Linked DNA regions of Homo sapiens: region 2 is linked to region 1. A link is a loop called in an ENCODE intact Hi-C map of the cell type or tissue named here. Cell type or tissue: PC-3. All regions are shown on one strand. Each heading gives the region's core, and the rest is flanking DNA. Links, peaks and the distances in the headings are about the cores only. Region 1 holds the start of LINC00309 (long intergenic non-protein coding RNA 309). Region 2 has its middle 27 kb from the start of MIR4433A.

Region 1 (15,204 bases), core at 4,847-9,846:
GGTGGAAGTTGCAGTGAGCCGAGATCGTGCCACTGCAGTCCAGCCTGGGTGACAGAATGAGAATCTGTCTCAAAAAAACAAAAGAAAAGTGTAAGTCATTGGTGACTTTGAAAAGACAAGCTTCAGTAGAGGATTCATGGGAGAAAAACTTGTCTGAAGAAAGATTAAGAGGTGATAAAAAGAGAGAAATTAGAGGCAGCAAATATCGATAACCATTTAGAAAAATTCTGCTTTCAAAAGGAGATGCAAAGAATTGGGGCTGTAGCCCCATTTTTCTTAAGTGTTTTTGTTAGGCATTAGTATGTAAAATTAATACTTGCTAAATGAATGTCCTATTTTTTCAGACAGGCAAACATGTCTAATAAGTGTCTACTAAATACTATGTAATTACTAGAACATTATTGGAAAATTAACAATTTACAATGGAATTAACAAACTATGAATTTTCTTTTCTGTACAAGGTCTTTTTAGAGATTATAATATCATCTCCATTATAGAAGAAACTGTGCAGGCCAGACACAGTGGCTCACGCCTGTAATCCCAACACTTTGGGAGGCCGAGGAGGGCAGATCACTTGAGGTCAGGAGTTTGAGACCAGCCTGGCCAACATGGTGAAACCTTGTCTCTACTAAAAACACAAAAATTAGCCAGGCGTCTTGGCATGCGCCTGTAATCCCAGCTACTCGGGAGGCTGAGTCAGGAGAATCGCTTGAACCTGGAAGGTGGAGGTTGCAGTGAGCTGAGAATGCCACTGGACTCCAGCCTGGGTGACAGATCGAGATTTCATCTCGGAAAAAAAGAAAGAAGAAAGAAAAGAAGAGAGAGAGAGAGAAAGAAAGAAAAAGAAAGAAAGAAGAAAAAGAAAGAAGGAAGGAAGGAAAGAAAAAGAAAGAAAGAAAGAAAGAACGAAAGAAAGAAAGAAAGAAAGAAAGAAAGAAAGAAAGAAAGAAAGAAAGAAAGAAAGAAAGAAAGAGAAAGAAAGAAAAGAGCAAAAGAGGCCTTCTCAAATTGATATATGTTTTAGGATCTTCACTCCCATCCTTCTCAAAATGCTACCATTTATCTCAGCAAGAGCACCTTGTGAAGCATAAGCACAGCAACCTTTGCCACTTATACCCAAGACCTTGCAGCTCTTAGCATCCAATGTCTTACTTCCAATAATACTGTACGATGGGGAAAGGCAGTGAGTTGGTATGTGGGTGCTGTGGGTGTGAGGAAGATAAAGACAGAGGAGGAAGCATGTCTTAAAAGTCAGATATAACTCCAGTGACTAATTTTGACTGTAATTTTGGTGTTTTGTGCTAATAACAAAGGCTAACTTCAAACCCAAAGGTGCATGTGTGTTTGTTTGTTTTTAAGACTTTTCTTTTTTGGAGAGGTGAGAACAGCAGGAATTTTTTGCTATTTTGCTCTTTATTCAAACTATACCTAAGCCATATCATGGTATCTAAATCACTGGTAATATCCTGAAACTTGCATTTTAAAAATCTGATTTAATTTAAATAGCTCTGAAAATATCCTCCAAAAGAGATAACATTTATTGCACCCACAATCATAGTAAAGATCATCTCTAAGTAAAAAGAACATGTTCTATCTTATGCCTTTCACTGACACAGATCATTCCTCACCTAGCTGTATAAGTAGTTTCCTTGTGCAAGAATAAATGTTGAAATTATGTTTAATATACTATGGAAAAGAATGTATTGCTAATCTCTGTGTGAAACTTATGTCTGTGTTAGCAACATTCCAATTGTAATATAATATAGCAGAATGGTTAAGAACACTAGTTTTGAGACCTGCAATGACAGTGATGGCCCAGGAAGTGCCGATGAAGGGGGAGGCATGCCCTCCTGAGTTCATCTGGGCACTGGAGAGACAGGTACTGCGCAGGGTTGGGTCTAGGATGTGGCAGAAAGACAGAACATGAGGAGGATGCAGGGCCTCCTGCTCCCATGCAGCGCTGGCTACCATGGGGGCAACAATGCCTCCATGCAGCAGAAAAAGTACTGCAGGGAAAGCTGCATCCTCAGGCCCTGGTGACCTGCAAGTTGGAGAAGTTCCAGGACCAAACAACCCAATGCACCTGCAACAACACAGTCAAAGAGTTGATGGATACGGGGAGCAAGAGTGTGGATGAGCACATAAACCATATCTATGATCAAAAATATAAAGGGTTCCCTCTCATCCACTGGAAAATAAGGATCTTTGCCCATGACCATCAGGGTTAAGAACAAGAACTATTTAAAAGAATGAAATATTTTGTCTTTTAAGAAAAATTAAGGAATGAAGCAATCAAGAATTGTATTAAGTTCAAATAATACGTTAACTTGCCACTGGACATTTGGCTCCATCTTACATTTTGATCCATAGGAATAGAAATTGAAGAAAGTGATGATAAATTTTGGGTCAGAGCCTGGGCACAGTGGCTCACACCTATAATTCCAGCAATTTGGGAGGCCCAGGCAGGCAGATCACTTGAGGTCTGGAGTTCGAGACCAGCCTGGACAATATGGTGAAACCTGACTCTACTAAAAATAGAAAAATTAGCTGGGCATGGTGGCGGGTGCCTGTAGTCCCAGCTACTCAAGAGGCTGAGGCAGGAAACTCGCTTGAACCCCGGAGGCAGAGGTTGAAGTGAGCCAAGATGGTGCCACTGCACTTCAGCCTGGGCGATGGAGTGAAAGTCTGTCTCTAATAAATAAATAAATAAATAAATTTTGAGTCAGTAGTAGTGCAAGATTTTTCTAGAGCCAGATTTCATGCAGTAAGAGCTTATTTTAGCAGTATGGGTTTCCCCTGTCACACCAAGCCAGAGCCCTCTGAACCAGTTGTTCTTGGTACACAGGTAGCAATGAACTAGAAAATTCCCCTAATCTACCTGTGGTCTGATAGAATTTGAAGAGGGTAATTCTGTTTGTTGCCAAACTCCCATATACCAGGATGTGCCACCACACCATTTTCCATAGGCCATGAAGAAACCTACATGATGTCATTTCTAATTTGAAAAGAAAAAATATTTTCAGAGTATTTTTGTATGGTTTGGTTTGATTTTTATGTTTGTTATGGTTTGAACGTGTCCCATAAAGTTCATGTGTTGGAAACTTAATCCCCTACCCAACAGCATTGAGGAGTGAGATCTTTAAGAGATGACTTTAAGAGACAGGCCCCCTTCCTCACCCTCTCTCCTTCTCACACTGTCTTGCTCTTCTGCCTTCTGCTATAGGATAACACAAAACACAGGCTCTTGCCCGGTGCAGGCCCCTGACCCTGTACTTCCCAGCCTCCAGAACTGAAAGAAACCTGTTCTTTATAAAATACCCAGTCTCAGGTATTCTGTTATAGCAGCACAAAATGAACAGGGACAACATTCAAGGGATTGAAATTGATTAAGATGTGGCACTTGGAGAGAAGGGTAACGATTAGAACTTGGACAGACTCCTGATAGAAGTGCCTTTCTTTCCACCAAGACACAGCTGTGCTTTTCTCGAGGTTCTTGCACATTACATCTTTCAGCCTGGACCCCATGTGATACATGAGAGGCATACATCATAGTGGGCATGGGAAGCAGAACTTTTCTCTTACCTCCATGATGGACCCTGGTGCTTCCTTCCCCTGCTCTTCTGCAGGAGAATAGTGGGAAAGGCAGTGATGCTCTGCTTTGAAGGGAAAAGGGATTTTGATTATAATGTGTACCAGTGACTGGGCACAAACACTGAAAGACAGATTCTTGGCTGCTTAATTATGAAGTGTTGTAAAGTACTAGATTTGGGAAGACTTGTTTTTTTCTCAAGCACAATGGGATGAAAGCCTAAACCTGGCGTTGCTTGTTTAGCCCTCTCTAGTTGCAGAGCCACCACTAAGAAGATGCCTTGGAAACAGTGAAGATAAGAAAACCATGTCCCCTTTAGCACAAAAGAGGATCGGTGCCCCCTTTTCCAAATACCACTTTTGGTCAAGCCAGGGTCCTCTGGGTCGCGCCACGTTCCTTCCCTGGCCTGGGCATTGTGCTGATTAGAATCTTGCTCTCTTTCTACCACCTGATTATTTGAAATGATAACAGCCTGTATATTTGCAACTTCAAGGCTAGGATATAGTTTCCTAGTGATTAAAAAATAAATAAGATTTACTCCACTCACCCACCCCTGGCCATAATAAAGCTACAGCTATGAATCAGACCCACCAATATTTGAATCTCAACCCCTTGACTTACTAGTTAGGTAGTTTGGGCCATTTTTTGTTTGTTTGTTTGTTTGTTTGTTTTTTCAAGACGGAGTCTCACTCTGTCACCCAGGCTGGAGTGCAGTGGCGTGATCTCGGCTCACTGCAAGCTCCACCTCCCAGGTTCACGCCATTCTCCTGCCTCAGCCTCACGGGTAGCTGGGACTACAGGCGCCCGCCACCACGCCCGGCTAATTTTTTGTATTTTTAGTAGAGACGGGGTTTCACTGTGTTAGCCAGGAAGGTCTCGATCTCCTGACCTCGTGATCCGCCCGCCTCGGCCTCCCAAAGTGCTGGGATTATAGGCGTGAGCCACCGCGCCCGGCCGGTAGGTTTGGGCCATTTTAACCTTCCAGGGCCTTGGTCTTCTCACTGTTTTTGTTTTGTTTTGTTTTAAACGGAATCATTTTGCCTACCTTCATGGGTGAGGATCAAGTTAAGTCAATGCAGGTAAACTATTAGGCAACTAGTCAACTCTCAACATTTGGTGGTTATCAGAGTTCACTATGTGGATGAAGACAATACAGCTAGGAGCCCTCCTAGACAAACCCTGGAGAGGAAGAGCTGCTGCAAAGTGTGCAGGAAGCAGGGGGCACCAATGCAGATTTTGCACCCCCTTTCCTCAGGAACTCCCAGGAACAGCCAGGTCACTCCCCAAGCTGCTTCCAGCACCCCCTCGTGTATGCTGATCACTCCTCCAGTGGAAGTGAAAATATTTAATACTTGGAGAACTTTGCAAAGGTCAACTGTGGCTAATAATCCATCCCCCAAGAACCTCATACCACAAGAACACAGACACACGTGCACACATGCATGCACAGACACTCATCTGGCTTAAGAGCATCAAGAGTCAAGGAGGTAGAGCAATTCCAGAACATTATTTTCTCTAGATGTCAACTTCCACAGAGCAGGGCCAGAGAGATTCTGGGACCTGTCCCCAGGGGAATTATTTCTAATACCCTTGATAAAATGTACAAAGCTAGGGTAGGAAGTAGCAAGGTGACAGCAGTGGTTAGGTGGAAAGTTTCTCTAAGAGAAAGAACTAATGAATTCGTTCAATTGAAGCTTTTTAAATATATTTATTCCTGTCACCTTTCAAGTCAGCAGCTTTTTCCAGGTGACATGGCAAAAGGGCCTGGCAAGTGCACAGGGTTAAGCCAAGGACTATCAATACTGCTCCCTAAAATATTTTCACCTCTGGTTTTGGGGATCTGCTTCTTCTCGGGGTCTCTCCTGCTGCTTTCCTGGTAATAGCACCTAAGAGACCCATGAAACAAATCCCCAGTTCAATACAAATTTATAGCTGAGTAAATATGAGCATAGGCTTTAGGAATCCACAGAATTGGAGCTTTGCTTAATACCAGCCGGGAAAATGTGGTTGTCAGTTAACCTCTCAGAGCCTCTTCGAGGCTTGGTTCGCTCATCTATTAAATGAGTCTGAATAAGCCCTACTCCTCCAGGTTGTTGCTAGCATCAGACGAGAAATGTATGCAAAGCCCCAGTGCCATGGCTGACACACAGGAAACATTCAACAAGTGGTAGTGCATTTTCACTAAGTAAAAGGAGTAATGATTTCTTTAGTGGTTTCTTTTAACACAGGGGTTTCTATCCATCCCAAATAGAGGATAGATATTCTAATAAAACAATCATTTATGTGATTTGTGATTACACCGTACAACTCAAGTTCCTGTGGAATGTTTAGCGTAATCAATCCGAAGCTCTCAGCAAGCTCCCTGGGCCTGATTTTCAAATCCAATGTTACTGTAGCAAAGAACTAAAGGAGGGGAAGAAAAGCACCACTGTATTAAATACACCCTCCTCCCCTTTTTCCTAAAGGCTGTTTGTCCCCTTCTCTTGATAAATCTTCAGTTCCCAGAGAGCAGAGACTCTTGGGAAACAGGAAGTAGCAAAATGCCAGTGAGAAAATCCCCAGATGAAGAGCAGCAACAAGTCTCCGGGCAACAGTGTGGTCAAAAGGGGGAAATTCCCCCATCAGCGCTCAAAAACAGTCCCTCAGGAAAGCTTAGTGAAGGTTAATTTGGGAAATTCCCTCAGAGGCCATAGAACAGAAACGGAAAACTGCTGTTTAAGAGAAATCTGAACGGAGCAAGCCAGTTCGTGGCTGCCTGGGGTGCTCTCTGCGTGAACCGCGCTGCTGCTCCAGCCTGACTTCCCCCTTTTCATCCTGATCCTGAGGGCAACCCCGAAGGGGTCCAGTTGCCAGAGCCACTTGACACCCACCCTGCCCAGGCTCCCAACCCAGGAGAATTAATGCCGCAACACCCAGCCTCTTGAAACGAGCTGCTGCTAAAGCAGATTTGCCTCCCCGTTAGGACCTCCTGTGACCCACCCTCATTCCTGTCCCCATGGTAGACTAGCAAGCCACAGTCATCATACTGTGAGTGTCCCTCACAGTCACTTGCTATAACAAGTCCATCAGGTTTTACTGGGTTTTAATCTAAATGTGACCTTAGGATGACATTTCTTAGTGCTGCTAAGCTCCAAGAGGCAGGGAGGAATCCTCCCCACAAAGAAGAAGAAAAAAAAAATCACATAAACATTGTCCCATGAAAGGCTTAGAATGGAATATCCTCTGATCAGCTGAAGCAGAGAAAGCATATAAACACTGCTGGAAAGGGGGCTGGGTCAGGGGCAAGTACTGGCTCTACAGAGCCCTGATCTCCAGATGCAAGCGAGGCCCAGTTCCCTGCTGCAACCAGCTCTCCGTGAATCATTTCCATTCCCATAAAACTTCTATTTGCTGTTTTGTTTTGTTTTTTTATGTGTGACTTAAAATGACCATTTCAAGAAGATGACAAAAAGGAGATTTCAGTAGAAGAGAGAGGAAAGTAGACTCCATCATGACAGCCTAAATTTGTTTTACTGTACACTTACGCAAAATAGGTATCAAATTTTGGAAAAGAGATTTTAAAGGAGAAAGTACTCTGGGTTTAAAATTCTATTAAAAAATATGCTCTACTAGAGCGTGTGTGCCTTTTTTATGTAATCAGGACCCACTGCTGTATGAGTCACAATTATAGATTCTACTTTCAAATATTTTTTGACTCCTAGAAAACAGCCCTGACAAAAACCACTTTTCTGATGTCTTCAAACAAACAGGTTCTTATTCACTTTCATTCCTGTGGTTTTGTTAAGATTCTTTTCTCCAAAAATTGTAAAGATTCTCAGCCACCTAGTTTTTCCTATGCTTGAAAAAAAGCAATAAACCTCCTTTTTAGGTTTGCATGTTTCCTAGCAATTAGAATAGTCCTTAAATTCATTTTGTATACACAAATAGTAATTACAATCGTTACATTTAAGCTACTTTCAAAGTCTCCTACACTTGAAAATTCTAGACAGACTGTCAACATACTCTCAAGAAGTATTCTTTCCATTTTTCTTCTGGGAAAATAGCAGGTATTCAATTCTTAATTCCTAACAAGGAATATTTTTTATTTCGGGGAAAATTTTTCACTGGCTTTCAGCGCCACTATAGTTGTGAATGTGAAATCAATTAAACGAATATGTGGGTCAGCAAAAAAAAAAAATCTCTTTAATGCAGGCACAGATGAAACAGATTCCAACATGGGGCTGAGAGTAATAAATAAACTAATAAAAAAAGGAAAGCATGGAGCAACTTTGATAGAAGTAAGCTGTTTGCCTTTGCCCTGGAAAGTTTATAGTGTTTTAAGCAATTGTAAACATGTCAGTATACGTGGATACCGTTTCCATAGCAGCATAGCAACAGTTAGGAGTTTCTCCAAACATATCCAAAGGAAACTAAAAATAGTCTGTCTTCAATATCAAAATACATACGTATACATATTCAGACAACAGTACATAGAATGATGTGTAATGAGAAGTTCTGCAAACACCAACCTTTCACAAAAGTACATTGCGGATAGTTTTAAAAACCATTGAGTTGGGTGTTTTTAGAAATGGAATAGAAACCAGAGTCTGAGGGAAAGCCACATGCCACATTGAGTTCTAAGATCAGAGGTCCTTGACAACAACTGCCTTCAGCCATTGCTTTGGCTGCTCTACCTGACACTGCTTTTGCCCTTAAAGACCTCTGTGCCCTATTCATCTTTGGCCTGTACCAAAACTGGAGTTGAGTATATGATATGATACATACTCTGATCTCCATTTATTGCAGTATTCTCTCATCTTCTTAAGTTTTCTAGCCATTCATTTCTTCCTCCCTATAGAGATTGGACAGCAGCTGCATTTTGTAAAATAATGTAAAACCACAACAAAAATAATGTGAACCAAGTTCACATTTTCCCAATGAACTGACTTAAACTGACGCTCAGTGACAGAAATAGTGATTCCAAAATGAAGACAGAGTGTCAAGTACATTTTTGGTCCTTCGCTGTTTGTACTTTTTATTTATATCCAAGAATTACAAGTATTTTAAAAACATCATCTAGTGGGAAATATTATTACTAGGGTATATATAATTTATCATCTAAAAAGGAACACTTGAGAGTGAAAGGGGTTGCTATTTATACTTACATTGGGAAAACAGGTGTAAACCAAGACTGTCTCAGGAAGGCCCAGATGAATGGTCACACAGTGTTACACATAAGAGTGTAAGTGTCTTGAGGGCAGGAATGTTTTATTTATTTTTGTATCTTCAGAATCTACTGCAGTGCTTGACACCTAGAAAGAATTCAACAAATGCTTTTTAAATGAATAAAATTTATCATTGGATTATGTTTTTGTAAAACTTTGAAAAGTATTTCTTATACATAATACTAAGCTGAACATATTTCTTTTTTTAGGTCCATAGTCCACATGTTAGGGTAAAATAAAATCTTATGTAGCACTACAGGGTGAATCTTCTTCATCATCTGATCTTCTCCCTCAAAGTAAAGAGGATAAAAATGGCAAAGTAAAATATATCCATGAGTCATAAAAAAGATAATTCTATCAGTCTGGGAGGGGTTTATGAAAGCACTAAAGAAAGGTTAGAATATGAATTCAGATAGGAAGCAATTTTATAATCTGATTTCTATGGCTATGATCCTGGTTTTATTTTTCTTTGCCAGGAATTTTGGCCCCTAGGGAGAAATGCAGAAGGAGTAGCAAATGAGCACACTGACTGGAAAGAATGCTATTTGTCTTTCACTATGTGGAGTTCAGAAGAGCACTGGCCATTGGCGAAGTCCCAGAAGTGAAGGTAAGAGCCTCTTCTCTTTCTGCCCCTATCTGCCAGTTTTGCAAGGAGTGCCTTAACACAAATCATTTTTCCATTTGATGGGCCTCTAGTCAGTTCTTGGTTTTGTTCATTTGTTCGTTTGTTTTGTTTTGTTTTTAGATGGAGTCTCACTCTGTTACCCAGGCTGGAGTGCAGTGGCGTGATCTTGGCTCACTGCTACCTCTGCCTCCTGGGTTCAAGTGACTCTCCTGCCTCAGCCTCCCAGGAAGCTGGGATTACAGGTGCTCACCACCACGCCCAGCTAATTTTTTTTTTTTTTTTTTTTTTTTTTTTTTTTTTTTTTTTTGTATTTTTAGTAGAGACAGGATTTCCTCATGTTGGCTAGGCTGGTCTCAAATTTCTGACCTCAAGTGATCCGCCCACCTTGGCCTCCCAAAGTGCTGGGATTACAGACATGAGCCACCACATCCAGCCTAGTTCTTGGTTTTTAAACCACACCAGGCAGGGTGCAGTGGCTCACACCTGTAATCCCAGCTACTCGGGAGGCTGAGGTATGAGAATCCCTTGAACTTGGGACACAGAGGTTGCAGTGAGCCGAGATGGCATCACTGCACTCCAGTCTGCCAGGTACGGTGGCTCATACCTGGAATCCCAGCACTTTGGGAAGCCAAGGCAGGCAGATCACTTGAGGCCAGGAGTTTGAGACCACCCTGGCCAACATACCAAAACCCCATCTCTACAAAAAATACAAAAAAAATAGCTGGGCGTGGTGGAGCATGTCTTTAATCCCAGCTACTTGGGAGGCTGAGGCAGGAGAATCGCTTGAACATGGGAGGTGGAGGTTGCAGTGAGCCGAGATCACGCCACTGCACTCCAGCCTGGGTGACAGAGAGAGATTCTGTCTCAAAAACAAAACAAAACTATAAACCACACCAAAGGATTGCTGGGGGAAGTTATCATTACATTCAAGCAAAGCACTTAGTGATCCTCCTATGAAAAGGTCTTGCTATCAATCTGCTACCCCTTAGTGGAGAGGCAGCAGAGTTTGGGAGATGGTATTACCTGTCCTTATCATCTCAGACTCTGCAGTCATTCTGTTTGTTTGGGTTTGCAGCCAGATTATTCTACAGGATGTTGCCTAGCATATCTGGATCCCAGTTTCTTTATCTTTCAAAGGGGAAAATAATAATAGTATCCCTTCTGGGGTTATTTGTGAGGGTTAAAAGATATCCATGTAAAACACTTGCGACATGAATCTAAGCTATTATTATTGTCTAGCTCTATATTTCTTTGGACATTTAGCAAGAGTACTACTGAAAAAAATATGTAATTAAAGGCAAAATTTGTACTTTCATGTTTCTAATCCAAATCAACCCAAATGTATGTAACCTAAGGCCAGAAGGAATCTGCTAGGCCTTAGGCCACTTAAGGACTAGATCCTATTTTCATCTCTTTCCCAAGAATTTAATTGTTTATTGCTCTCACACCAAGGAGACCTGGCGTTTTATTATTGTTGTTGTTGTTATTCATTAAATTCCATCAAACTCTAGCCAGTTTGTATTCTGGGCCATACCTAGCCACTACATTTTAGGGAAAGCCGAAGGCCTGTCCCAAAAGAATGATATCTCTTCTTTAATACCTAATTTAGAGGCTAGGAACATTCCAGATAAGTGAGTTTATTTACAGAATTATGTAAGGCTTTACATTTAATGAATTTCTGGTGTCTAAGGGTAGGAGCAGGGGGAATAGGCTCTTTATAAATACCAAATCATGCTGTTATCTACAGACTATGTGCCCGTTGGTTAAATAGAGCCAAAGTCTGTTCAGTTTGATAATTACTAAATTTGACATTCATAGAGGTTCTTTTTAATTCTGGGAGTAAGAAAACCACAAACTCATTAAATTATGATATGTTTCAACCCTATTATCCTAATACAATTACCCCACAGACTACATTGCCACAGGAAGTCTTTGGGACAGCTCCTAAGGGTTAGAAAGTCTCAGTAAAAGGGATTTGATTCACCTAAAAGCCACCACCGTGTGTGTGTGGTTTTTTTCTTTTTTTGACAAGGTCTTGCTCTGTCACCCAGACTGGAGTGCAATGGCATGATCTCGGCTCACTGCAACCTCCACCTCCCAGGTTCAAGCAATTCTCGTGCCTCAGCCTCCTGAGAAGCTGGGACTACAGGTGCACACCACCAAGCCCAACTAATTTTTTGTATTTTTATTAGAGACAGGGTTTCCCCAAGTTGGCCGGGCTAGTCTCGATCTGATCTCAAGTGATCCACCCACCTTGGCCTCCCAAAGTGCTGGGATTACAGGCATGAGCCACCACATCTGGCCTGGTTTAAAAAATAAAAGTGAACATTAATCCACTTGATATAAAGTTATGGTTAATGATTCTAAAGAAAGATATTTTTACTCATGCCCAGCGGAGTCTTTATCCAGTACATCTACACTGGCATTCAAAGTGACAAACAGCAAAGGAAACAGGATCCAACTTCTTTAAGAATATTTGGGGGCAGGAAACTTGGCCATACATCTGTTTCTTTTGAGTAACAATAGCAATAATTTACTTATCTAGTAGTATTGCCATTTATTCTTTAGCCACATCAAGGGAAATCTAATTATTTCCCACAAAATGAGAACTTCTAATGAAACTTTTCTTATTCAATTCATTTAATAAACTATAAAGGTCTAAATAGCACCTAGATTTTCTTAGCACCCTGACTTCTCCAAACCTCTCCTGAAATGTCCATGTACTATGAATGGGACAAGTGTGGCCGGGTGGAAGTGCATGAGACTGAGAATAGGAGATATTGCTTCCTACCACAGTCACGGTTCTGTGACTTAGTCGCTATGAAACTGGGTAAATCTTTTGGCATTAAAATGTTGTCAGAAAACAGGAAATTCACATAGCTTCAAAATGTCACCCCAGGCCGGGCGCAGTGGCTCACACCTGTAATCCCAGCACTTTGGGAGGCCGAGGCAGGCAGATCACGAGGTCAGGAGGTTAGCCATCCTGGCTAACACAGTGAAACCCCGTCTCTACTAAAAATACAAAAAATTAGCCAGGCATGGTGGCGGGCGCCTGTAGTCCCAGCTACTCAGGTGGCTGAGGCAGGAGAATGGCATGAACCCGGGAGGAGGAGCATGCAGTGAGCCGAGATAGCACCACTGCACTCTAGCCTGGGCGACAGAGCGAGACTCCGTCTCAGTTGCAAAGAAAGAAAGATATCTACACAATGGAGAAATTTGTCCTTCAAAATTAAAGTTTATTCCTGTAAACACTCCCAGTGGTGGCAAAGATACCTCCTTTAAGGTTGAATTTGTGCTTAAATGTCACCATTCCCATTCCAACCCAGCCTACATTTCTCTTCTTGTTATTTCTCTAGCTCAGTCCCTTATCTGTTGCCTTCATACCTCTTATCCCAACTCTGAAGTGTTTTATTAATTTGTTTGTTAGATGTTGTGGCGGGGGTGGTTTTGGTCTGTCTTTCTTATTATATCAGCTCCAAGAGAGCAGGAACTGTATCTGTCTTATGCATCACAGAATCCTCAACTTCTAACACAGAGCCTGACATGCAGGGGCATTCAATGAGTACTTATTGAAAAAATGAATCTATGGATGAAGGAGTAAATGAATAGATTTAATTTTTTTAAATACCCCAAGTTATTTGGAGTTAAATCTAGAAGGGAGAAAAATAACTAATCAACCTTCTGTGTCGTGGCTAAAAATTGAAGTAAAACACTAAGTATTTAGTCCCGAGTGGTCTGCAGACCCTAACCTTGGTTCTGAAGGCAACTCTAAGATAAAGAGTTCCAAAATGCTTTGCAAAATGGTGTCTTTACTAGGATAAGTTCATATCTCCCACTATGATTCCTGGAAGAATAGCACTAATTTGAATGTATAAGCTATGCCATTTTTTTTAGTTGTGTCATTTTTTAAAGCAAACTGTATTCCTTACCTCACAGTCCTACATACCCCAAATATCTCACATAACACCTGGAGAGGAATTTTCTCACTGTAAGTCTCACTTTAGAAAACTCCCTGGTCATCAGCTGACCCCATGAACAAAGCGTCCTTTCAATGCCGAGAGCAACCACAGCTGAATAGCAGATCGGATGAACCCATACTGCCATGGCTGTAATGACATCCTTAGAAACGCAAGAGTCCTCACTGAAAGAACAAAGATCAATATTTAGTTTCTTGCGTCCCTACAGGCTGTTCATCAATTTTATAGCCTCCTGTTTTGCCACTTCCCTCACCTCTAACTCCAATTTGCTCTTCTAGGAAAAGAGAAAGGTCAGGCTGGAAGTACATAATAGTAATACGAATGCAAAAACACTTCCAACAAAATCCAAAGTTTGAATTACAATAATTGTGCTATGTTGACACCAATATTTGGTATTTAAAAAAAAATAAATCTTTTGCTGTATTTTAAAACATTTCAATGCATTTTAAAAGAATAAATCTTTGGCTGTAGTTTAACACTTTTAAATGCATTTTTGGTAGTAACTAAATGGACTTTATTAACTACCTTACAAGTGAAAGAACAGAAAGAAAGGGGCAAAACTATTGCCTAGTTATCTTTTTTTTTTCTTTTCAGACAGAGTCTCACTTATCGCTCAGGCTGGAGTGCAGTGGCAATCTAGGCTCACTGCAACCTCCACCTCCCGAGTTCAAGCAATTTTCGTGCCTGAGCCTCAAATGATTTTCGTGCCTCCGCCTCCTGAGTAGTTGTGATTACAGATACCTGCCACCTTGCCTGGCTAATTTTTGTGGTTTTCTTTAGAAGAGACAGGGTTTCACCATGCTGGCCAGGCTGGTCTCGAACTCCTGACCTCAAGTGATCCACCTGTCTTGGCCTCCCAAAGTGCTGGGATTATAGGAGTCAGCCACTGTGCCTGGCAGCCTAGTTGTCTTTATATCCGTTTTATTCCCTGAAATCCGCAATACTAAGCATTGCACGGTCTGACTCTTGGCCTCAACCATTCCCAGACATAGACTTTACATGCTGCTGCCACGGTTTCAACTCCCATGATACACTAACCTCCTAATTTTCATACATTTAATTTCTTAATAAAACAAGGAAGAAATTAAGACTAGTCTCGTAGTAATATAGTTAACTTTCCATATAAATTTCTTCAAATAAACTTTGGAGCTGATGGCATGGTTCGGGAGTGTTTTCGATGATCAGCCAAAATGGGATGTGATATGATATGCAGTGAGGAGCTAAGCCAGGTCCTTGTCACCATCCACCTTTCCTGTTTAGAAAACAACCATTAACATCGCAAAGAGGCTGCCAAGTTAAGTAATTGTAAAAGACTGTCACTAGGGTAAAAATGGAAGATATCTGCCAAATGGAATATGTTGAATGAATGGTCAGTGTCACCCAAGGGAAACCACAGCCAGAGTATGATGTGACAGAGCCAACCAGATTTTTAAAAGAGCTGGGTAGCACCGCGTATGACAAGACCCCCTCATCCCACATTCCTGTGGTGGAGAGCATGGAGGTGACTGAGCTGTTGGTGGCAAACTCATGCCTTCTGCAACTCAATCAGACATCACCAAGGACATTATTATTCTCTAGCTTATGAATAACTATTTTTATGTCTTCACTATTTTTTATAAACTTATTGTTTGTGGAAATAAATTCCCTGGTCATAATGAAATAAAGGAAAAAAGAAAACAATACAACAGACTTTTTTTCAACCAGCGGAGCATATTTTCATTTTTTTTTCTTATGACAACATTTTTAAATTATATTTAAAATTACTCATCTCTTATTCATAACCATCCTGTTGATCAAGTGAGGGACAAG
Region 2 (15,204 bases), core at 5,379-10,378, 110 kb before region 1:
GAGACAAAAGGGGCTAAACTTGTCCTTTTATAAGGAACCCATTCCCACAATAATGAATCCACTCCCATGATAATGGCATTAATCCATGCATGAGGGCATAGCCCTCATAGCCTCAGCACTTCTTAATACTGTCACAATGGCAATTAAATTTCAACATGAGTTTGGGAGGGAACACACATTCAAACCATAACAACCTAGACTCTGGCCCAACTCTGGCTCCTCACTGGTAAGAATCTCTTTGATTATTAGAAATAAGGATCAAATAGCTGTTAAAGAATGCATGCTTTGGGCTGGGTCTGGAGAACACAGCCAAGGGCTTTGCTGACAGAAGCAGAGTAGTTAATGGCAAAAGTGTCGGGAGACCCAACCCTGACTGGGTCAGGTGACTTCATTCCCTTTATCGTGAATCTTACCACATTCAAGCAATTTTTCTCTCTTTACCCCTGGTAGGCTAGACCCAATGGGAACCTACCTGCTAACCTATACTTGAGATTTTAGCATTGCAGTGGTGTTGGGGGATGAAAGGAGGTCATTTTAAGCATAATAAATTTTGAGAGTTGAATAAAATGTTACCTCCTAGATTCAAAGAAAGATTGGATGGGCTGGGAGATTGATTGGCAGACAGATTTAAAGAAATATAGTGGGCTGGTCCACGGTATAGAAATCCGTAAGAGTTTTTGTGAACATGTGACCAGCCATAATTCCAAAATGTGTCTGCCACTTGATAATTATTCTGATGGATGGGCAGATGGATGGGTGGATGAATGGATTTATCCACTGTGGCAGACGCTGTCAGTGCCCTGCCCATATTCTCTGTTTTCATTTCTACACTCCAAAGCCTGCTTATTTCCCACACCTGCCACTCTGTCTCTTCAAGCCTTTATCTGGCTGGGAAAGTGCATCAGGCCTAGGAGCCAGAAAAGGAAGGTTACTGCCCTGGAAGCAGACTTCAACCCATGATTGATGGGGACGTGGTGAATAAAGACCCAGTCTCTGTTGGGTGACTCTGAGGCATGTCTACGCAGCAAGACTAACCCCCAGTTGCCCTCAGAGATAACTGAGAACACACTTTTTTTTTTTTGAGATGGAATCTTACTCTGTCGACCAGGCTGGAGTGCAGTGGTGCAATCTCGGCTCACTTCAACCTCTGCCTCCAGGGTTCAAGCGATTCTCCTGCCTCAGCCTCCCAAGTAGCTGGGATTACAGGTGCACACCACCAAACCCAGCTAAATTTTTTTTTGTATTTTAGTAGAGGCAGGGTTTCACTATGTTGGCCAGGCTGGTTTCGAACTCTTGACCTCAAGTGACCCACTTGCCTCAGCCTCCCAAAAAGCTGGGATTACAGGCATAAGCCACTGCGCCCGGCCAATAACACCCTCTTTATTGCCTTTCTTTCCTTCCCTGTCTCCTTTCCCATTTCCCCCTTAATGTTTCCTGGGGTAACCTTCCAAATGAACTCTTGTACTCAAATCCTTGTTGTGGAGCATGCTTCTGGGGAACCCAAACTAAGACATCCATCTCACGGACTGCTCTGTGAATGTGACTGAAAAGTCGCCAATGTCACCCTTACCTCTGCTTCCTAAGAACAAGAATAATATAGTTGGAAGAAGGGTGACAGCTAACTCACACATCATTGGATTAGTACCTAACCCTATCAAAGTGCATAATCACCAGGTCTTATTGCTGAGCAATGTGGTGGCTGACAGTGTTGACCCTCCTGCCGTCAGCAACTCCCATCCTAACCACAAGCAACTTCCAAGTTCTTCTTTAGCTCCGTTGGCTTTGAATTTTTATGTGGCACACTGTTTAATCTGCACCTAATTGGAATAGTATTAAACTCATTCTTGATTACTTCTCTCTGGAAACTCTCATCTTATTAAGTATTTAACAGAAGTTCACATTCATTACTGAAGCCGATCAGGCTCTGTTATTTAATGAATGAAAAGAGGACAAATGCCAGACCCACAAACCCATTTTCCTGGCCAACCTTGTTTGACAATGCAGCTTTCCTAACTCTAAGGTTGTCATGTTTGTTAAAAAAAACAGTCCTTTCAGCTTTTCTCTGATTATTAACTACCTAAATTCTCTACAGATCCTCGGAATACCTGCAATAATTTCTAACAACAGTAAAGGAGTGGTTCTCAGCCATAGCTGTGCATTAGAATCATCTGGGAAGCTTTTGTTGCAAGGGATTCCTGGATCCCACTACAGACCAATCAAATGGTGATGTGCAGACAGTAGTATTTTAAGTCTCCAGGTGGTTCTAATGTGCAAACAAGGATGAGAACCACTGATTTAGGGGAACAGAGTTTCTATAAGGCTTTGAACACCAGCTGCCCCAGGAGCTACAGATTTAGAAAAGCAGGAAGAGCTAAAAGTGTCATTGATGACAGGCCAAGTGACAAAGCACACATCATAATATAGTCACTGCATTTGTGGCCTGCCCTATGCTTCACTCCACCCTTTACTCACACTTCATTCTCTGCACTTGAGCCAAGGGACCTCGGGATGCCCCTCATCAACCATGTAATGATCTTTTGCTCTCATAATATAGCAAAGACTTCTCCTCTCCTCCCCTAAGAGATTTCAGATCAGGAATTTTATTTTCTCACTCGAAAGTTGAGCTTCATGTAGTCTCATTTCTCATGCATTTTAATTTCTCTATCTTCAGATCTGAGTAATTTTTGCTCCTGGGTGATTTTTGAACCTTCAGTTATTAGATGAATGTGGCTGCCTTCGTCCCTGGGGAGTTATCCTACAGGAGGTGTTTCTTACATCCCCAGAGTCCAAAAAATCAAAATGGAACCTAAATGCTGTGATATTTCTTTATGACTGAGCTCTACCCACAGCTGTCCCTTTATGGGCTTAGGGCCCTGGAGGATTTCAAGCCTGATAATGTATAAACTTTATAAAACCTTATAAAACTTAACAAAATCATAGTGATTATTTGGGATTCCAAGCCAAGGTAACATAATTTAAGTGAGTCCTTGAGCCTTTTAAGATGTTTTTATATCTTGGCATGTATCTGCATTTTTTCAGAAGGGGGAGACAGTCTATAGCTTCTTTCAAATCCTCAAACAGGTGTGTGTCTTCACACAGTTTAAGAATTAGCAACTTCATGCTTTTCCCCTCTTGCTCAAGAGCCCAAATACAGACTCTTTGATGTGAGAGGGACTCATATTGAGCCTCCTGGTCTCTTCCCTCACTTTGTTGCCTTCTCCTACCACCATCTAGGGGCTCTAGAATGTTACAGGATATAGCTTTCTGGTCACCAGAGAGGAGGCCTAAAGTCACAGAGCACCTGAAAGTCAAGGAGACAAAGTGATCCAGCTCCCAGGATCCAGCAGTTCTTTAGAAGAAAATATTTGGTATGGGTTCTCTGGTGGCCCATGAGATCCTAAGCAAACACTGTCCCAGACTAACATGACTCCAGGCTGAGAGCTGGCTTCACTGGAGAGAACAAGCCTCCCTTTCTTGTGCAAGCATATGTGATCCTTTTCTTTCCCCAAATTCTTAAAAAGGCATGAAAGGTGGTCATTTGTCACTGTCAGGCTTCCCACTGTATCAAAGCAGATACTTACCATGCTGAAATCCCACCTCAGCATACACCTCACTCCCTCACCTTGGAAAGGTTGAGTCTCCCAGTTTCTCTGCTGCGATGCGATGTTGGGGGGGCGGGGGCGGGGATTAATAATGTCTCACCTTCAGGGTGAGACAGAGGACTCTGTAAGTTCCATAAAGGGGAGGGAGGCTGTGAGTGTGTATGGGGGGTGGTGGCACGGGGAGAGGGAGCCAACATTTATTGACTCTCTAGTATGTGCCAGGTGTGTGCTATACCCTTCAATCATGATCACTGCCTGGTGAGCAGCTGCAGGGTACACTCAAGAGAGCAACTGCTGCACAAGGTCACACTGTTGGGCTGGAAAAATTCTCAACTCCAAGAGACTTACTCTTAAAAGAGGAGGAATAAACCTTTATAGTGCCTGTGACAATGACCGCCAATTGCACCTAGTATTTCATGCTTTTTCTTTAGCAGCACTGCCCAGTAAAACTTTCTGAGATTAAAATGTTCCATGTCTATAATGTCCAATGTGGTCATCATGAGCCACATGTGGCTATTGAGCACTTAAAATGGGGCTAGGCTGACTGAAGAACTGAATTTTAAATTTCATTTAATTCATTCAAATGTAAATGGCCATATGTCCTAGTGGCTACTCTATTGGACAGTACAGTTCTATGGTAGATCTGACTTTTAGCTTGACCCATGGTCCCCTGAATTGAAGCCTCTAATTCACAGCCTGTATTGCAGTCATGTGATTAAGTTTTGACCAGTGGATGCGAGGGGGGTGATATAGGCAACTTCCAGGCTATGCCCTCGAGGGAAGGGCATGCCCTCCGCATTGCCTTTTACTCCCTCCTGCTGGCTGGCCCAGGGTGTGGCCGTGAAACATCTGGAATCATGAAGACAACACCTTAGGGAGGGTACGGCAATAACATAAAAGGAAACTGGGTCCCGGAGGATGCTTTCATGAAGCTGTGCCCTAATTCCAGCTCAGACATCTATGCGTGAGAGAAATAAAAATTCCACTTCATGTAAGCCACTGTCATTTTGGGTCTGTGTGACTCTGAGCCACACCTATGTTCTATCCTAGCAGATATACAGTCTTCCTCCCTCTTACAGAGACTGGGGAAAACAAATGTCCCATGTATGAATTTCAAGGCTGCTGTCAGATCTTTATGCAATTTAAGGGCAGAAGCATTTGTGGAGCCTCTGCCCAGCAAAGCACTTTGGTGGGCTGGTCGGTCTGCAAAGGTAGACCTGAGTTTAGTGGGACATAAGGTTATGGAGAGCCAGATTCTATGCACAAGAAAGAAATCAGGATTTGGGGGAGAAGACTGGCTCTTAGAGAAGGGAGAAGGACCTGGAGAGAGAAGAAGGGACCTGAGAAAACAGCATCAGGATGGGCCTAAGGGGTAATACAGTCAGCAGGACAGTCCCCAGGGCAGGAATAATGGATGGGCTTTCTCATCAATGGCAACTGTTGTCCCTGTGTTGAGCTGTACTGCAGACAACCCCTTGCTTGCTCCAAACACTGCTGCACAGCCCAGCCTTGTGTGGATGGTGCTTTGGAGAAAGCTAAGGAATTGGGGCAGCATCCAACATGGGACAAAGCAATATGAGGAACACAGCAGTCTTAGAAGGAAAGACACGGGGTTCACTCAGGAGTGCAGAGGAATGGAGAAATCTGAGCAAGAGGAGACTAGGAGAACGGGAAGGTCCTCAAGAGTTCCAGCAAACTTTGTGGGAAGAGACATGCTGGCTTCCACCAAATGTGGGATGGGGGTTCCTGCCACTTCACTTGAATGTTAGAGAAAAGCATTACCCCAGAAGTGTGTATGGCCTGCGGCATCCAGGCAGTTGACACTTGGTTTTGCAGTTCCTCGTGGGACCATCTTTCCTCCTGGCCAACTCCCAAAAACCTGACAGCCAAGTTGGGAAGAGAAGTGAATGTTTCTTTCATGCTTTCTCTAACTTGGCTTGGATTAAAGGAGAACTGCTTCTCTTAAATCAAGAGTACGCAATCATTAGGAGGAGTGAGAAAATCTGTAGTTGGTAGAGGGCCAAAGTGGATTGGTGATCCTGGTGGTTGGAGACATTCAGAACAGGCGTTTGGGAATTCTGGGTTTTAGATGGGCCAGAATCCCATATCCCAACTGGCTCCTGAGACAGAACATGGAACACTTGCAGAAAGGTGTTAGATGTTGTTTCTGCTAATAGTAACACTATGTTTAATGTCCAAATATATTCTCTGTTTACACTTGTTCAAGTGATGGAATTTTAGGAGCTACACCTGGGGTAATAGAAAGGTGACAGGTGTTTCCTTGGTAATTCTCCTGAATATGGTTCTATCACATCTCTAGTCAAACTAAGATATAGACTGAAGCTTGGGACCCATTGGAAAAGGATCATTTGGGAATAAAAATCTTCACATTTATTGAGTGCCTTCTATGTGCCTGCGTGCTGCTAGACACTCTACACTAGTATAGTCTTCACAATCCAATGATATAACTTTATTTACATAATAAGGAAACTGAGGCTAAAGAGGTTGACAATGTGGCCTAAAGTCACACAGTGAGTACGTGGTATGGTTGGGTTTTGAACTCAGACTGACTGGCATTGGAGTCCACATACTTAGCTACTACCATATTCTACCTCTTTGCTCTGGGGGCGTTGTACTTAGGCACTGGGTGCACACAACCCTTCAGAACCATCCAGGGTCTTCCCATGAGCATGAAACTGCACAGAGGACTATATCCTCAAATGGCGAAGAGCCTGGGGTGAAGCTACACAGCTATTAATGTGCAACCTAGAAGTTTTTGCTTTTATTAGTTACATACACCTCTTTATCAACTTAGTTACTAGTCACATCCTAACAACTGTAAAAGCAGAACATTTCCAAAACATTTCTCTTATTTGATATTCCTAGTAGCCTGAGTTCCAGGCAAACAAGATTTTATTGTAATCTGAACAATAAATAAATGGTTATTTTCAAGCCCAACTTTAACTTTACTGAATATGTAGCATACTTATTATTCATTGCCTGCCAAAGCCACATTTTCACTAAATCTTGCAATTAGTGGAAAAACTATATTTTAAATACACATGTATAGTAGGTGTATTGAGTATAAGCCTTAATGAAATTCATTTTAAAACAGTGGAGTATCTGCTTGAAGACTGTATGAAGTACATTTTCCCGTGTCTTTTCTTAGGTTAATAAATATCTAGGGACCAGTTTAACTGCCGGCTTCAAGTAACCTACCAAGTAAAATAATATACCTAATGATTCTAGAAGAAGACATTTTCTTCCATTTTGAGGCAGTGTCTCTTATCTTGAAATTATGAATTTGAGGTTTATCTGATAGTGACTTTGCATGACCAAAAATGCTTTGGAGATTATGACATTAATTTTTAAGGAGGAGGAGGTCCAGGACTGTTGTTTTGTTGTGTAAAAATCTGTATTTTAAACATGTAATTCATTTTCAGTTCTACATTTTGTGTATATTGAGTCCATATTGCCGCCTTGGTAGAAAGCACAAAAGAGGGTTTTTAAATTTTCTGTTATATTAGTTATAAATGTTATAAAGGAGATAGAATTGAACAGCTTGTAACTGTACTGAATTTGATTTTCATTTCATAAGATTTATAGAGTGATGTGAGAGTTTAAACTTGTCCTAAAAAGGCTCTTAAATGAAAAACATGTCAGCTGTATTGAAAAAGGGCCTCAAAGAGCTTCTCCCTGCAGGAGTCAGAACTTATTATGGCATCATCAGCTAGTTTCAGTGCTGCTGGTGAAATGTGATTTCTCAGATAAAACAGCATCCCAAGAAATGACATTTACAAAACTTGGTTCTAGCCAGTTTGGAGCAAGAATTCACACATTCACACTGCTGTCCTCACTGCTGGCGGAGACCAAATTGAGAACATTTTTAGCAGGAAGAGCTGGCACTTGGCTCTGAACCCCATGGCTAGCGCCTGTGGAGAAACAGATAAGGAGTTGTACGGTTTGCTCCTAATAACCATGTTCCCTTGACATTGTAAATTTTTGCACAAAATTACCCAGAAGGCATAACAAAATACTCTTTGCTACAGTAAACCACTCCCGTGCATGGAAAGTATATAGTGAGCACTGGAGAGATCCGGGCTTCCTTTTCCAAAGTTTTTGGAACAGACTCCAGGTTTCTTTCCACCCAGGGGAAAAGCTGCTACAACACTTAAGGGCGGGGGGGGAGGGGAGGTGGGAATGATTAAAATTTGTTTTAAATGTGAATCATGACAAACCTATGAATTAGAAACTTAGAGAAAAACTTATTTGAGCAAGGATAGTCGCCAAAAAGCTCAGAGCAAAATTGAAAAAAAAAAAAAAAAGTCCTGATGCTCCAAGACTTCAGACTTGTATGCATCTGGTGCTGTTGAGAGACGCCCTACACTGAACTGTCTCCCCCCGGGGCCAGACGGCGCCTCAAACATTCCCCCACAGCCTCCTTTTAGATGAGGGCACAACTCCGTGAAGCTCCAGGTAGGATCGAATGTTATCTGGAAGAGGAGATACGTTAGTCCCAAACTGCTGATTGTCAAACTATCAGAGTCCTTAAGGAATTGGTCTAAGGGTAGGTAAGTTTGGAACGTAGGAGCTGAGTGGAGAAGGGAAAGGGGATCAAGAAATGGGTTTCGAGCATGAGACAGGGCAGAGCTGGGCATGAAAGGGGCCCTTGGAAACCAAGGGAGATTGGGTGCCTAAATTTTGGGAATAGGAGATGGGATAGAAGCACCTACATTAGTTCTCATTGACTATGACCCAGGTATGCAGAGTTTTTTTAAGCCAATTTTTCATAAGCTGTTATGCAACATTTGTCTTCATCTGTCAGGGAGCCTGCAAACCCAGTTGCACCACACAGTGGCGTGATTGTTTTCCTCCCGTCTACGAAGCTCTGGTTTCAGTGGCTCTGCCAATCACAGCTGTTTCTGGATTGTTCACAGGGACCGGGCACGGGAGCAGCGTGGGCGGCTGAATTCCATAGAAGCAGAGACCTCATTGTGACCATCAGCCCCAACTTGCTTTCATGGGGTTTTCACCAGAGCTTCCCACAACAGCTAAATAAGGGGTAGCATTTCTCCCTCGGGCCCCTGTCTGATGCCTCCTGTCCTCTAAGAGGGGTAGAAAGTGAGAGGAAAAAGCTTAGCAAGTCTGAATTATCCTCAGTCCAGACAATCAGCCAAGGGATAACCAGGAACAACTGGGGTTCCCCCGGATATTTGTTGGCCGTCCTCCCCTCGTGCTCTGCTTTGCAGACCTATCACTCAATGGGCCCTGAGTCAGGGGTAATTTACTAGCTATTTTACCAGTCTCACTACTTCACAGCGGGTGGAAGCTTCCAATTGGCTTGCAGCCCTCTAAAGCTTACAAAAAAAAAAGCCTATTTTCTGCCATATTGAGCTTTTAGGCTCTAGGCAGAGCTTTAATAAACTGAGCCCCAAAAGACGTCCCTCACATAGGGGGCTCTAGACAGCAGCCCTGACGCATGGGCCGATCTATTTCTTGCCTAAATTAAAAAAGTCCAAGTCTATTTTTCCCCCTCTTTCTGGGAAGCTGACCTAAACAAGTAAGGATATGCTATAAATGCCTTTCAAGACTCCACTTGCAGGTTCTAATTATAATTAAGATGATAATATTACTTTGAATTTGCGCTTTCTTCCAGAGTGCCCCGAGCGCTCTCAGCTGCGTGACGGCAGGTATTACGCCCTCATGTGTATCCACTTGCAGCTTCTAATTACACCGTCTTTTGATTCTGATTCTGAACTCACCTTCCTTCCCTGAGCCTGGGGCACAAGGGCCGCCTCACTGGGCTAACTTCCCTCGGTGTCTGGCCTGCCCTTCATTCAAGTTATCTGCTGGAGGAGGTTCCCCTGGCGGGGCCCCTGAGAGCTGGGCCTGACCTGCAGGCCTTTGCAGATGCACTGGCTTCCTCAGGCCCCATCCTGCCGGGAGCCTCTCCGCTGTGGCTGTCGTCACCCTCACTCCCCGGACTCCTGGGTGCCAAAGAGTGAGCCTGGTTTCCTGCCCTGTCTCTAGGGAAGGGCCCCTCTCTGAAGGTGCTCCACACCCAAGCCTGCCCTCAGTGGACTCTCTGCCCTCATTGCCCCATCTCCAGGGCAGGGGCAGGCTTGGACTTGCTCATGTCCCGCTATCCCGTGCTGGCAGAACACAGAAGCTTTGTGTGGTCTTCCAGGATCCCCTTGAATGCGCGCTGTGGGAGGAAATTCTGGCAGACTCTGACTTTTCTGGTCCCTCTAAGCTAAAAGAGTCCTACAGTCACTGAAGCCATGAGATGTAATCTCCTTTCAGAAATCAAATGTCCACTCCTGTGGAATAACAAAAACTCAAAACTGGATTTAGAGTCCTCATCTTTCTCCCAACTCAGGCCTACTATGGGCGTGGGGCGGTTGTGACTGACTCTCCTTGCCCTCTCCTCCCTTCAGCTGCTGACTATAGTGCCCCAGGGTTGGAGGAAGAGGAAGGAGAACTAGAGAAAGGTGCAAGAAAGCTCCAGGGTGGGCCTTCTCAGCACTTAACTGCTATTAAAGTTCAACCTTCCTCAGCAACTCCCTCCCCTTCATCATCACTGAGTTCTCTCACCTGTGGGTCGCAGGTGAAAGGTCGATGCATCGCAATCCCAGCAGCTGCCTCTGCTTCCTTGGTTCCTGGAAATCCAGCAACATCTCTGCTTCTCTTGGCTGAGGTTCCTTTACCCCCAGGGCACTCAATGAGCCAGCTTCCAAGTCCCTGCCTTCATCCTTTCCCCATTTCCCCTAGCCCAGTAAAGCCCTCTGTCTGCGCCCCTCCATCTGAAGACCTTCGAGGTTTTCAAGGCTGGTCCAATCCAGTCTGCCCCCAGACTGAAGGTGATACACATTAAGTTCTCCTTAAGCCCCTCTATCGTGAGAGGAATGAGCTGCATCCTCCATTTCTCCCCACTGTGTGCACAGGCACTGGAGCCTTCTCCAAAAATCCTCCCTGGAAACCTTGTCCCTTCACTCCCATTTTCAACTCTATTTTTAATATGGATCTTGGAGAGGGGGTTAAGAATAATGTTTTTTTCCTGACTCTGTGGGTCTCATTTTGGAACATGGTTTGTGTTGTCTTGGTTCTTTAGATGTAACCCAAACATGGTAGGAAAGGGAAGCATGAGCCGAAGTCCTCCCTGGCCTCCCTTTGGGACTTTTTTTTTTTTTTTTTTTTTTTGAAACAGAGTCTCGCTGTGTTGCCAGGCTGGAGTGCAGTGGTATGATCTCGGCTCGCTGCAACCTCTGCCTCCCGGGTTCAAGCGATTCTTCTGCCTCAGCCTCCTAAGTAGCTGGGACTACAGGTGCACGCCACCATGCCCAGCTAATTTTTGTATTATTAGTAGAGACGGGGTTTCACCATGTTGACCAGGATGGTCTCGATCTCTTGACCTCGTGATCCACCCACCTGGGCCTCCCAAATTGCTGGGATTACAGGCGTGAGCCACCGTGCCCGTTCCCCTTTGGGACTTTAACATCACATGTTCCCAGGGGCTCTGATTGTTAGAATACAGATTGTCCCCGCTTCCAAGTTGGGGCTTTTATGAATCCATAGTGTTAAATCTCTGGAGGAAAACAGAAGGAGGATGTCTGTGTGTGCTTCCCTGTGAAAATCAGTACAGGTGTAGGTAGTCTTCCTCAGGCTCCACTCAAATTTACTTAGGCTTTCCAGCAAGAGCAAGACAGCCATGATGTTTGGGATCATTTTATGCATGTATCTTCTGGGTGCCTGGTACCCAGAAGTTTATTTCACCTAATCCCAATCTATTTCCCTAATGACACAACTATGATGTGTCTTGGAATACTTACCCCTTCTGTTAGTATCATCCAGGTGTCTAAAGGAACAGTTTGAAGAAGCATTCATATATTTTGGAAAATGATAGTCTAAGACACTGCCCAGTATATTATCTTGTATATAGTACCTATAATATACTACTTATTATATAAAAGGTAATATAAAGAGGCCAGGCGGGGTAGCTCATGCCTGTAATCCCAGCACTTTGGGAGGCCGAGGTGGGTGGATTGCCTGAGCTCAGGAGTTCAAGACCAGCCTGGGCAACACAGTGAAACCCCGTCTCTACTAAAATACAAAAAATTAGCCAGGCATGGTGGCATGTGCCTGTAGTCCCAGCTACTCGGGAGGCTGAGGCAGGATAACTGCTTGAACCCAGGAGGTGGAGGTTGCAGTGAGCCAAGATCATGCCACTGCACTCCAGCCTGGGTGACAGAGTGAGACTCTGTCTCCAAAAAAAAAAAAAGTAAGATATTGAGCAGTATCTTTGACTATCATTTGTTACCTTCTGTTAAAGGTAAACATGATAAAACAACTACTGATGTTTAGTGCTAGAAAATATTTCTATCCATAAGCAAACATTTATGCTTCCTTTTATTTGCCAGTGAGAACTATACAACTTGATGTATTGCTTATTTTGCTTTGCCTACCAGGAAGCTCAGCACTAAATTTAGTGTTCAATTGCAGCAACTAATTCATCCCAGCAATCTGGTGTGTTTATCTCATTTCACTTTTATTTGGTTTCTGTTATTTTTCTCTTTTTTAAAGCTTTTGTTGGCCAGGCGCAGTGGCTCATGCCTGTAATCCCAGCACTTTGGGAGGCTGAGGCGGGCAGGTGACGAGATCAGGAGTTGGAGACCAGCCTGGCCAATGTGGTGAAACTCCGTCTCTACTAAAAATAGAAAAAAAAAAAAAAATTAGCTGGGTGTGGTGGCTTGTGCCTGTAATCCCAGCTACTCAGGAGACTGAGGCAGAAGAATTGCTTGAACCCAGGAGGTCAGAGCTTGCAGTGAGCGGAGATGGCGCCACTGCACTCTAGCCTGGCGACAGTGCGAGACTCTGTCTCAAAAAAAAAAAGCTTTTGTTATGTTTTTAGATATATTCTAACACTGTAAACCACCTCCAATCCTGTTTTTGTAGTTGTCAGGACATATAATAAATCCAAAATAAATATGAATAAAACTCACATTTGTTCATTCTTCCAAAATTGTTTATTGATCACCTCCTACATGTCCGGCATTTTGCTAGGTACTAGGAGAAACTCTGGAGGGCAAACAGACTAGTGCTCCCCTTGGAGAGCTCACAGGCACCAGACTCCCAGGCAGGAGGAGGGCAATGAAAACCCAAGGCCCCAGGGAAAGAGCCTGAGAAGAAAAATGATGAGATTGTGGAGTTGTGGCAGCCAGGAGAAACAAGTGTTTGCAAAGAAAAGGTAAATCCTCTGCTGCAAAGAGACCAAGTAAGACAAGGACTGAGATGTGCACACTTGGCAACAAGAAGGTCACTAGCTACTCTACCAAGAGCAATTTCACTGGAATATTAAATGAGAGATAAAGAAGTAGGGTCAGCAAGTGTCGACAACCCCTTCACAAAGTTTGGCTGAGGCAGAGAGAGACAGGGTGGGCCACTGGGGAGAATGTGATGACTTGTGCTAAAAGTGGCTCAGCCCCATCAGGTACCACCTAGGTAATGTCAAATGATTATTTGAATTCCTGTTAATATCCAAGTCTTTTTGATAGTCTGGGAGACTTGGACTATCAGGTCAATGAGAGAGGAAAAACACAAATATTAATGCTTTAGCTGCTCATTGCTCGGCTATCTTCTATTCTGTTAAATATCACTGTGGCTGTGGGTGCTGTCTTCCCAGAGCACCCAAGAACCCAGGAGCACCTTAAGGACTCTATTCTCAACTCAGATGTCTGGCACGTTTGGCTGCCAGTATACCGCTGGCCTCCATCCCAGTTCGACTTAAGAATACCACACTTTACAAAATCTGCACGATCAATTCCTCTGCACAGCAGAGGAAGTGGAGTTGGCCAACAAGCCCCATGAGCATGGGAAACACATTTACATTCAATTTTTCCAGGTCTGGGTTTATGTCCCACCTGGACCTCTGCTGGTTGGTTTCCTTATTCACCTGGCATTAGCTTGATTCATTGTAAGGATGGCTCTAATGACATGACAGCAATCTGCATTGTGATTTTGGTGTTGTGAACCTAGAAACAGTCCACATATCTTCAAGACAAACATAAGGGCCATGTGAGGCTCTTCCAAATTTACTTTCGTAATAATTGAAAGAAAAGTGGTAACTTTCTCCAAAATCACAGCAACTCAATATATAACTAATTACATGATATTCTGCCTCCTATTCCTCCTCTATCATGCACTTAACTTGCACATCACATAAACGTTCAATCAACTATCTCCTATTTTATAATGAGAGTTGTGCAATTACTTACATTTCTTTCTTTATCTTGGCTGCCAGGAAGCTCATATACAGGTTTTATTTTCAGATACAGCAACCTTCTTGAATTTTTCATTTGGCACATTTATTTATCCACTTACTTTGAGTCTATTTTTAAAATTTTTGCTCATTTTTTTTACTTACTATATATGACATTTTTGGAAACTGATTCATACCTTTTTTGAAAATGAGGTAGGGAATACATGAAATCAATGGATAATTATGCATTCCTCTGTTCCTTCTGCTTTCAGCTTACTCTCATTTGTGATATGGAAGGAATTCTTGTTTTCAAAGATAAACTCGTTGCTATTTTACCAAAGACTTTAGGGATGTGCGTGTGTGTGTGTGTGTGTAGCAAGATGCATTGTAGCACAATAGTTGAGAATGTGAACTCCGAAGACAGACCACCTGGGTTCAAATCCCAAATCTTCCGCTTCCCAGCATAGTGCCCTTAAGAAAATTTCTTTCTTAATTCTGTGGACCTTAGTTTTAATTATGAGAGTAATAATACTTAACCTATACTATGATTGTGAGGATAAAATGCTAATACATTAATACATGTAAAATGCTTGGAACATTAATGTTAATGGTTATTGTTGGTGTGGGCAGGGCAGAGAGGTGGTGCTGGAAATCAAGTCCCTCTCCAAAGGTGGAGAGAAGGTGGCACTACTGGTTGCTCTCCCTCCCTCCCTCCCTCTAGGTACTTTAGCCAGACTGTAGAAGGCAGCTGCGCAGTGGTAACTGGTTTAGAAATTTCCCTACTCTGCACAACAGGCCTCGGTTTTCTGCTCAAGATCCTTGCTCCACATGATCTCATTCTAATTTTCCCTACTTTACTTATTGAACCAAAAAAACTCCATAGGGACTTATGTCTATTCTTATTTTAATCCATCTCTTGAGCTTTTCACTCCAATGGCTTTTTAAAGACTTTCTATTTAGTTTTTTTTATTACTAGTCAGTTGGTCACTTTTATTCTTATATATGTTCATCAATAAAAGAGACAAATAGTCCTAGAAGGCAATCTTTTGTTCCCTTCCCCACAGAAGTCACTTTCAGTTCTTTTTAGCTATTTGGGATTTATTGCTATGTCTCTAAATAACATATTTGTGTTGTTTCTTGTCTGTTTATAGTTTGCTTTAGTGGTTGACATCATGCTGCTATTCCACTATGAAAAGCAAGAGATTTGTTCTCTTTCATTCTCATGCCCTATCACAGCCATTCATCCTCCTTGTACTCCATCCTAATTTGATTATATCCTAATTTGTTAGGATATAAATAGTTACATCCTAATTTGATTAGGTCATTTGTGATTATGTAAGCATCTTT

Evidence for each region. Hi-C counts contacts between places; a loop is a spot of excess contacts. Peaks named below come from ENCODE experiments on the same cell type or tissue, not always from the same donor. Only the 100,000 strongest peaks of a DNase experiment are listed, where the experiment ranks them.
Region 2: it touches region 1 in a loop (5-fold over the local background); 17 of 110 quality-filtered maps call a loop at or near these places.

Annotation. Positions count from the first base shown.
Region 1 is chr2:64,195,424-64,210,627 of GRCh38, reverse strand. It overlaps LINC00309 (long intergenic non-protein coding RNA 309), which reads left to right and starts at 5,143. Exons shown (of 6, transcript NR_033837.1): 1 at 5,143-7,338; 2 at 7,540-7,635; 3 at 9,270-9,400. RefSeq lists an enhancer at 6,049-6,378. In PC-3, for the core only: no CTCF peak of the experiment used is centred there; a DNase peak (open chromatin) is centred at 7,297; H3K4me3 peaks cover 1,791 bases; H3K27ac peaks cover 3,483 bases.
Region 2 is chr2:64,305,789-64,320,992 of GRCh38, reverse strand. No RefSeq gene overlaps it. Among named protein-coding and RNA genes, the nearest start is that of MIR4433A, 27 kb to the left of the region's middle. In PC-3, for the core only: a CTCF peak has its summit at 8,446; a DNase peak (open chromatin) is centred at 8,472; H3K4me3 peaks cover 378 bases.